2 separate regions of the Homo sapiens genome follow, and region 2 is linked to region 1. A link is a contact called in ENCODE Hi-C or POLR2A ChIA-PET data. All regions are on one chromosome and are shown on one strand. Each heading gives the region's core, a stretch centred on a gene start or an enhancer-like site at or near the end of the contact. The rest is flanking DNA. Distances are from core to core; before and after follow the strand shown.

Region 1 (5,155 bases), core at 1,469-3,968:
GGTCAGGGGTTGACCTTGTTATATTCTCTAAGAATGTGAAGGATTAACTGTGGCTGCCATTTTTCCCTAGGACAAGGCAACAGATTATGGGTTTAAATCATAGCAACAAGATTCAGAATAGACATTAGAAGGAGCTTTCTGGTCACAAAGCCCAAAAAAGCTGAAGTAGATTTACAGGAGAGGAGATGAAGCTACTTCTTTGGAGATTTATAGGAAAAAGGTTAGATGTTGAGTAGGATAGCAAAACTCATGGAGAAGAGGATATTGAAGTCTAGGATTACTAGATTTCTCTTTGAGTCTCAAGGCTAAAAACTGCCAGATGATACTATATAAATAGAAAGTGTAACCACACTTATTTTTAATTGAATAATCACTGTTTCCAATTTGGGATTATTTCAACAATGCCTCTTCTTGTATTTTTATTTTGACTCTCTAGGGGAAACTTGAAGTTTCCTGGTAATTTATCATTTTAACCACAGTTTTCCTGAGGCAGTAAGTTTATATAGGAAAATAGTTCACTCTGAATCTTCAAAATTTTTTTCTATGGTATAATTTGCCATCACACTAAACACACGTGTCATTATCTCATAAGCTCATAATTGCTGACTCCTCTAACCCTGACATCTCCAGAACACGTAGTTCTCCAAAAGAACACAACATTGCAATGCCAATACAAAATGCAGGCACCCCTGTATGTCAGGGTGAGAAGTCAACATTGTTTTGAAAAGGAACTGCCACCCAGGGTTAGAGGAATCAAGGCTGCTGTGCGACTCCGGCTCCTGATGCTTTCTCCTTGCATTGGAAAGTCCTGTCCATAGATGCAGATGAGGCTGCCGACTTGTTCCCAGAGGGCACATGTGCCACAGCCTTTCTAGCAGGTGAGGTGTTGATGCAGATTCAGACACACTCCTGCCCTCTCTCCCTTGTGTTTATGAGATGCCTCCCAGAGGACTGAGCGGAGTCTGGGAGGCTAAATCATCAGCCGGCAGGGCTAAACCTGTGGCTAATTTATTCTGAGCTAGCCAGAAAGCACGAAACTAACTGAATCATCCATCGTGACTACATTACAGAATAGGGCAGCACTTTCCAACATTCCTCACGCCATGGCACACGGAGAAAATAATAATACAACATAAGACACCCCAGGGCAAACAAATGAAGTTGTTTGCAACTAACCAAGTGGCTCCAGCCACTCCAGTCCTTGCCTGGGCAGCCAGTGGCTGAAGGGCTAATATTTTGTGCCATTTATTGGGAGGTCTAGTGTAGAGCAAAATGGTTAGGGCAGAGTAGTGCCAGGTGAGAGAGGGCTCTGAAGATAGAGGGCTTGGATTTGAGTCCTGGCTCTGTCACTTATGACCTTGGATGAGACCCTTAATCTCTCCTTGCCTCAGTTTCTTCACAGATGTAATGGGCTTAGTAACAGGACCTACTTCAAGGGCCTGTTCTGAGGATTAAGTGAGTTAATCCATGTCAAGTGCTTAGAAGAGTGTCTGGCACAGAACAAACACTGAGTAAATGGCAACTGCTGCTGTTACTGCTGTATCAGCTCCAGAGACCCAGGGCTGGCTTCCCAGCAGGGAAGCGCAGGCACAAACGGAATAACACTCCAAATCCAATTAGAAGTCGTAGTCAGATGATTCATTGCTTTCCCCAAATCTGTGCCTCTTCTGTTCTCTTCTCTCACCCTCTTTCTTTCTCCCCTTCCCTAATGTGGCTGTGGATGCCTCAGAAGCAATAGTAAAAGAGGAAAGAGAGTTGATCTGGGAGTGGGAATGCACATCCCAATTCTAGTTCTTTCACTCTCTAGTGGGCTGCTGGGCAAGTCACCTCACCTCTCTGCCCCTCCAGCTCCTCATGGGTTCAGTGGTTGACCAGATGACTGAAAAGGTCTTTTTCTGCTTTGATGTGTCATGGTTGGTACAGAATTACATGCTATGGAGTGCATGCATGCCTGTGTGTGTGTGTGTGCGTGTGTGTGTAGGGAGGCATGCGGGGATGGCTATGTCTGGTGCCTAAAACCGCAGCACTGATGTCCAGAATGATTAATACAAGTTAATGTTTTCTATGAATCAAAACCCTCCAACACATCCCCACCTGCACTCAGAACACACCTTCAATTTGCCAGCGTTGCCCTCCAATTGCTGCATTCTAAATTGGAGTCTTTTCTACCTAAAGAATAAATCCATAAATATGTCTCCTAGGTAACATCTTGTTAGCCCCATTACTCAAAGCTCTTGAAAATAATAAAACTGCATTTCTTTATTAAAATATGAATTCAGACATTTCACTTAGGCATCTCACCCAATTAACCTGAATTAGTAAAGTATGTTCACATTTCTGCACACATGAGGGCATTGGATAAATGCATACAGACTTATATTTATCCATAGAAAATGCATGTTTTAAAAAGCCATTTCCCAGCATCTGCGGTTATTCTTTCCTATCTCGATTTTACTTAGAGGTAGTTATAACATGTTCATCCTTCATGTTATTAAAAATTAATACTTTAGCCCAAATAGTCACTCATGAATAACAGCCAGAGCAACATCTCAATTTCATCCTGATCCTGACAAGAACTACCTCCCACCTTCCCGGTATGAGAATTCTCTCCCCTTTTCTTTCTCCCCCACCCTCCAGAGAGGATGCTCCTCTGAAGCCATTTCTCACACTCCCCGGAAGCCAGCTGTCCTGCTCTTGCAAAGTCACTGAAGAATGTCCTGGCACAGTGAGGAGGAGGCTCGGGCAGAGCCGGGTAGCCTGAAGGATTTGGCAGAACAAAGCCCCACCAAGCAGGACCCTGCGGTTTCATTTTGTTTTCACTGACATAATGCCCTTCCTCTGTGAAGCCCAGCTCAGGCCTGTGTGAGACAGACTTTCCTGAGGTTTGGATACCTACCACAGGCTCAAGTGACTGCCGGTCTGTCCAACGGCTGGGGCGATGTTTTTGAAGCTTTAGAGAGAGCTCTGACCTGCTTCCTACTAATGGAAGGGCTGACAGCCTGGAGCAGAGCCAGGTCCAACAACTGGGCATCCTCACAGCCTTCATATGTCAGGCTGTGGGGGGCCCAGGGCTGGCAGCAATAGCTGTCATGGGCCTGCATCCTGGAGGAAGAGAGGGAGGGCAAGATGAATGTGGCCAGGACTTTGATTGCCTGCCGCCTTTGACAAATGACAACGGTTAGGAGAAAGAGTTCACCAGGAAAAACAAAATGCAACTCACAGGGCAGCCCTGGAGCCCTTTGAGGAGAGGTACATTTTGTCTCCCCTGGTGGCACAGCCATTGTCCAAGGCAGAGAGAAGCAGGCCCCTGAGTGTGGCGTGGCCCAACCAAGCTTCCCTATGACTTGATTCCTGTGGTAGGCTGAATAAAGGCCCCCAAAGATACCCAGATCCTAATCCCTGGAACGTGTGAGTGTTACTGTTGGCAGCAGCAAATCGGAACAGGTCTCTGTTCTGTTCTGTTCAGGTTCTCTCATCAACCTCAATTCTTGCCTTCTCGGAGGAAAAAATTCAACGAGGGGGCGTAAGGGAAAGTAAAAGACAGAAGCAAGTTTTTGAGCAGGAGTGAAAGTTTATTAAAAAGTTTTAGAGTAGGAATGAAATGAAGTAAAGTACACTTGGAAGAGGGCCAAGTAGGCAACTCGAGCGATTCAACTGCACTGTTTGATCTGTGACTTGCGGCTTTATACGTTGGCACATGTATTAGTCCGTTTTCACACTGCTGATAAAGACATACCTGAGACTGGATACTTTATAAAGAAAAAGAGGTTTAATGGACTCACAGTTCTGTGTGGCTGGGGAGACCTCACATTCATGGCAGAAGGTGAAAGACACGTCTTACAGGGTGGCAGGCAAGAGAGAATGAGAGCCAAGTGAAAGGGGAAACCCCTTATAAAACCATCAGCTCTTATGAGACTTATTCACTACCATGAGAACATTATGGGGGAAACTGCCCCCCACGATTCAATTATCTCCCACAAGTCCCTCCCACAACACGTGGGAATTATGGGAGCTACAATTCAAGATGCGATTTGGGTGGGGACACGGCCAAACCATATCAGCATGCTTCCGGGGTCTGCACTCCTTCTCCCCTGATTCTTCCCTTGGGGTGGGCTGTCCGCATGTACAGTGGCTGGCCAGCACTTGGGAAGGGCTGCATGCACAGTGTGTTCACTGAAGTTGTATGCATGCTCACTTGAGGCATTCTTCCCTTACCAGTCAGGTGTAGAGGAAGGTCACATACCAGTTAAACTCCGCCATTTTGCCTCTTAGTGCACATGCTCAAGTCCACTCACCCAACTCCTGAGATCTTCCTGCTGATCACCCACTTCAGGTGTTTTCTTTCTAATGGAAAATTGCCTTTTCTTAGTGCTGGCTGTGACTAATTATTATTTTAGAGAGACAGTTTAACAACTGCCTGACCATCACCTAATGGTTACCTGACATTCCTGGTTGGGGTGGGGGCCCTATCTTTTCCTGCTCATCCCTGCCTGCCTACCTACTGTAACATTATCTCATCTCGCAAAAGGGACTTAATAGAGATGATTAAGTTAAGGATCTCGAAATGGGGAGATTATCCTGAACTTGTCTGAGTGAGCCTTGTATGTAATCACAAGTGTCCTTATAAGAGGAAAACAGAGGGAGATGTGGCTACAGAAGTGATGGCGATAGGAGGCCTGAAGCAGAGCTTGGAGTCATGCGCTTTAAAAATGGAGGAAGAGGCCACAAGCCAAGGAATAAAGGCAACCACTGGAAACTGAAAAAGGCAAGGAAACGGCTTCTCCCCTAGCACCTCCAGAAGGAACTAGCCCTGCTGACGCCTTGACTTTAGCACACTGAAACTAATTTCAGATTTCCTGTCTCCAGAAGTGTGACAGTATAAATTTGTATTCCTGCAAGTCACTAAATTTGTGGTCATTTGTTATAGCAGCCACAGAAAACTCAGATGGTTCCCAAGTGCAGGAGATGCCCTAGTTGCAGGGCTGCCGTTTATGGCAGAGAGACTCCTGAGAGACAAAAGGGAGCACCAGTGCACCTCTAGGCAGTTATTCCCACAGATTGTGCATCTCTGGCCAATGCTAGGAGTGGCAAGGGCTGGGATGAGGAGGGAAAGCAATAGACATTTACTGAGCATCTGCTATGTGCTGATATATCA
Region 2 (5,155 bases), core at 1,239-3,738, 51 kb after region 1:
ATGCAAAGATAGCAGTAGATACTGGAGCTTGTGGAAATGTTTTATAAAAGGTAACAGGTTGGCTGGGCACAGTGGCTCACGCCTGTAATCCCAGCACTTTGGGAGGCCGAGGCGGGTGGATCACGAGGTGAGGAGATCAAGACCACCCTGGCTAACACGGTGAAACCCCGTCTCTACTAAATATATATAAAAAAAAAAATTAGCCGGGTGTGGTGGTGGGTGCCTGTAGTCCCAGCTACTTGGGAGGCTGAGGCAGGAGAATGGTGTGAACCCGGGAGGCAGAGCTTGCAGTGAGCCGAGATGGCGCCACTGCACTGCAGCCTGGGTGACAGAGCGAGACTCCATCTCAAAAAAAAAAAAAAAAAAAAAAAAAAGGTAACAGGTTGTACAGATAAAATGTATCATGAAAGATGCCTCCCATGCCACTCATTTTTCCTTTGTCTATTGAAAAGATCACAGAAGCAATGGTGGTGGATGTTGGGAATGTTTGTGCTGGCTTTACAAATGTTGGGTTCTCTTTTAATTAAGACCTGTCTTTTCTTTTCTTCGGATGGGAGAGAGCCTGGCCTGCCTTAACGGCCTCCAGACCTGCATATGTTACTGCTGCCAGTGGAAGACAAAACCCAAAAGGAGAGAGAGGGAAAAAATAAATCTTTTGGTTTTGCAGCTAAATAGCCCAAAACACAGCTAGCAAAGTTCCATAAAGGTTTGGCATTCACCAACACACAGTGGAAACAAAGCTGACCCCTCCCCTGGCCATGCCCTCTGACCCCACGGCCAGGAATACTTCTGCTGTCAGCCTGGGGAGCTGGCTTCAGGGTTTTCCTTGGGGGCTGTTTGCCTTTGGGGGTTGGGGAGGGAGTATTTTAGTACCAGCCCCCATTCCCAACTGGCAGGGGGAGTTTACTGATTAATATTCATGAGCAATATTTTGTGCCTGCTGCAGTTTCTCATGCAAGGTGGGTTTTGAGGGAGGAATATATTACGGAAATCACCCTCCTGCCACCACCTTTGGAAATACAGGACCCAAGTCCCAAATTGTAAATATTTAACACGGGGAACCTCCTTTCCTTCTGTCTCCCCACCGCCACCCCTTACCCTCTCCCTGTATACATTAAACTCATTCTTTCCGTTTAACAAGGGCCACTGTGTTTCTTCCCAGCTCTGTTCAGTTGGAACCTTGGGTCTGTGTCCATAGAGTCACATAAAATGTCCATAAATCCCTTCAGCCACAGGACACAATTGATGGTAATTCTTTGCCGTTAAAGTTGTCACTGGCCACAGCCCCAGAGCTGGGAAATGCGTTCTATCTGCTCCGTCAGATCCAGCCCTGTGCAGTCAGTCAAGGACCCCCAGTCCTTAGCCCCCAACCCGCAGCCCCTGGAGATGAACCCAAGAAAAAATAGAAAACAGTAAGAAGAATGCTGAGGTGATTTCCATTGATTTGGGGTGGGAGGGGGTATTCCTTCTTTCCCACACTCAGCGCCCTCATGGCTGGAATATCCTACCAGTGGGAATATTCTAATTGGCAGCAGGTGGAGACAGAAAGAGCAGGGAAACCAGGAAGTGGAGAGCACAGGTTTAGGACACATCTTTGACTGAAGTTTTATCTCATCAGTAAAATGAAAGAAAGGAGACTTGCCATCTCTACCATGTGGGAACATGGGGAGGATGGAAGGCAAGAGGGACTTTCGAGGAACTTTGTGCAACAGCTGCACAGCCTTGGCTTCCGAGGTCTTCATTTGATTGTAGTGGTTGTTGCCAACTGCATGACAATAATAAAACAAGGGTAATGCAGATTCAGAGATGGAGGTGGACTGTACGGGACTCCTCCCATGAGCAGAGGGCCTTTGATGAGGCCCTCAGCTGGATCATCTCATTTAACTCCCACATTAGCCTTGTGGACTAGGTACTTATCCCCCTTCAGAGATTAGGAAACAGGCCCAGCAAGGCCAAGGAACTTGCTCAAGGCCACAAGACAAGGCAGTGGTGGAGCCAGGCCTTGAACCTGGCTTTCTTGTGTGACCTTGGACAAGCTATTTCAGATCTCTGAGTCTCAGTGTCCTCATCTGCAAAAATTAAGGGGCTATGCAGGATGCAAGCTCCCCCAGGCCGAGAATACTGGAGCACCATTGTCGACAATCTACCTGAGCCTGTAACAACAGGCCATGGTCCACATTCCACCAGGGGAGACCCTGAGCCAATGTCTGTGGGGTGGATGAACTGAAGGCTGGGTCAGTCCAGGCGCAGGCATGCTCTGTGTAGGGCCCTCACTGGTTGCCTCTCCCAGGGCCGGCATCTTCTGTCGGTCACAGCAGAGACCCTGCCAGTGGGATCCATGTCCAGTGGCAGGAAAGCTTCTCAGGCGAGAGGCTACAGGCTACAGAGCAAGCCAGATGGACACGGCTTTTCCCAAACAAAGAAAATATTCTCCCTGGCACCCAGCCTCCCTGGCTCTGCAAGCAAACCAAGAAGAAAAGCCACCCTGTAGCCTGCTGACAGACAGCACGGTGGCAGCCAGCCAGCCCTGTGCCCACATCGCTCAATCAGCCCATTCTCCTCGCATCCTCCCTGGGGCGCTGCTCTAGTCCTCTTGTGGGGCCTCACAGAAAGGAAGTTGGGCAGAAGCAGATTGAGGCAGCCTTGCTCTCAGTCGAACCTCTCCAAAAGGCAGTTTAAAAGGCTTGATTCTGTGGGAGTTGCTGGGGATGCTCCAAAACCGGAATGGCTTCAGAGCCTCCAGAAAGATTTCCTGTCTCACCCTCACCCCCGCTGCCTGCCCTTCCCAGAATATGAGCAGCACATATTCCGGAAAGCCCACGCTGACAAGTGCGATTACCTTCCAAGCTGTTGTAGCGTACCAGTGGGGAGAGTCCTGTTGAGGTTAGAGGAGAGGAACCTCACCTCCAGCTGAGTCTCTTGCCACAACCTTTAGGGCAGGCCTCAGCAACTCTCAGCCTCAGTTTCCTTCAGGGTGAAAATGAGGCCCAATCCGATTTGTGACCAGCTTGACTGTGGGAGTAGCTCAGAGACTTCAGCACATATAACCAGGTACAACGTGACACGGGGCCGCACAGACCTGTATTTGTACCGGAAAAAAATTTTCTATTTATCTACTCTTGTCTGATGCCAATCTCGTGACCTATGAACGCCTGCTCTGAGTTCCTGAGACCCAGAACAGGGACAGCCTCAGCCACCATTTTACCTGGCCTGATCCAAATTAGAGAAATTGCCTTTCTTTTTTAAACTCCAGAGAACCTGTTTCCTGCAACAGCTGGTACATGAACTGCATGTGTAAGATATTGAGCCCTGTGGGCCCCCGGGACCCCAGTGATTAAAGTGCCAGGGCAATGCTGAGTCTTCACCAACAACCAGAGTGACTGGGTGGTTACTCAGCCACAGTAGAGTCAGGGCTTGTCACTGAATGCTCTGCTTCCTTGTATGTGATATAGAATCTTCTCTCTGAAGACAAAGAATAAAACAGAGGTGCTAGAATGTTTCCTCAGCTTCCTCCCAATCATATCTGCTTGCTTCTAGGCAACCCCTATTTCCTTTATTAACTAATGGCAGGAAAAATTTATTACCAGCTGGAATCCAAGGACTTAAAGGCACTGTTGACCTGAAAAAGCATTTCTGGGGATATGAGGACAGCTGGAGTCTGAGAAGTGGCGCCGACATAGATGACCTTAAGTGAGTCACACAAGCTTCTCTGCTTCATTTTCTCCACCTGTGAGGAGTTGCACCACCTTAGCTCTTACCAGTGATAGAGGAGCACGTGAAATACCAGCGCACACACGTGGGCAATAAACAGAAGACCCTATTGGGGGTTTTCAGGGATATTTTAAAGCTGTTTTCATTTGAAAACTGACAATGAGGATATTATGGTTTGTGCCCACTTTAAATGGATTTGGTAGCCAGGCACAGTGGCTCAGGCCTGTAATCCCAGCACTTTGGGAAGCCAAGGCAGGTGGATCCCTTGAGTACAGGAGTTTGAGACCAGCCTGGGCAATATGGTGGAACCCCATCTCTACTAAAAATACAACAATTAGCCCGGGGGTGGTGGCTCACCCCTGTAATCCCAGGACTTTGGGAGGTGAAGGCGGGCGGATCACCTGAGGTCAGGAGTTCGAGACCAGCCTGGCCAACACAGTGAAACCCTGACTCTGCTAAAAATACAAAAATTAGCCAGGCGTGGTCACATGCACCTGTAATCCCAGCTACTCAGGAGGCTGAGGCACGAGAATTGCTTGAACCTGGGACGCAGAGGTTGCAGTGAGCCGAGACCACGCCACGGCACTCTAGCCTGGGCAACAGAGCGAGACTCCATCTCAAAAAAAAAAAAAAATTAGCCCAGGTTGGTGCATGCCTGTAATCCCAGCTACTTGGGAGACTGAGATGGGAGACTGCTTTGAGCCCAGAAGGTAGAGGTTGCAGTGAGCCAAGACTGCGCCACTGCACTCCAGCCTGGGCGACAGAGTGGGACCCTGTCTCAAACAATAATAATAATAATTTAAAAAATTAATGGATTTGGTAAAAGTAAGTCAGGTAATTTTCCTGAACTAGGCGCCATTTATGAGGCCCAGAATGCTTCACAGACCAAACTACCCCACCATGAGACTATCACTCCCCACTCCCTCTCCATGCAATCACACTTCCCCACCACCACGACTGTGTAGTCTTCAGACATAGCAGCTGGCTTTGAGTGGTTTTCCAGATCAGTGATGGTTCTGTGCAAATCCATTCATCTCTCCTTAAGTGGTCTCCTTGGAGGCCACAGTCATGTTTGGTTAGGGGAGGCTGGTTGGGGTAAAAGCCACAGATCCAGGTTGTGGTAAAAACAAAGCTGACAGGCTCACATAGGGCAGGAACCTGTGACTTCAGGCACAGCTGGTCTATAATCAACAGGGCTGAGCAGCCTTTCCCCAGGGTTAGGACTAATAGGTCCCAAGACATACTTAACCATCACTTAGGCTATTAGATAATGCCCCTTGCCCACCGGGACCTGAGACTACAGCTATTTTAAATGTTTTCATGTTTCTGTTTTGCGGTCAAATACTCTACCACTAAGCTATACCCCCTGTGTTTCTGTTTTGTTTACAGATTTTAACATGTCTAATTTTATTTTATTTTATTTATTTTATTTATTTTTTTTTTG

What was found. Hi-C counts contacts between places; a loop is a spot of excess contacts on that map. ChIA-PET counts read pairs that join two places held with the same protein, here RNA polymerase II (POLR2A). Pooled maps may share reads with other maps.
Region 2: a loop to region 1 is called in a map of cardiac septum, with 2.1 times the contacts of the local background. The contact joins two enhancer-like sites. A Hi-C loop is called at or near these places in 1 of 168 maps with a recorded cell type or tissue (cardiac septum) and 1 of 50 pooled maps. POLR2A ChIA-PET finds 5 or more read pairs at or near these places in 4 of 52 experiments (H1, Panc1 and WTC11).

The regions. Positions count from the first base shown.
Region 1 is chr2:201,931,138-201,936,292 of GRCh38, forward strand. No RefSeq gene overlaps it. Among named protein-coding and RNA genes, the nearest start is that of FZD7, 100 kb to the right of the region's middle. Within about 2 kb of position 2,719, at least 3 of the 41 ENCODE cell types and tissues checked have a DNase peak (open chromatin) inside an H3K27ac peak, as active enhancers do.
Region 2 is chr2:201,982,808-201,987,962 of GRCh38, forward strand. No RefSeq gene overlaps it. Among named protein-coding and RNA genes, the nearest start is that of FZD7, 48 kb to the right of the region's middle. Within about 2 kb of position 2,489, at least 3 of the 41 ENCODE cell types and tissues checked have a DNase peak (open chromatin) inside an H3K27ac peak, as active enhancers do.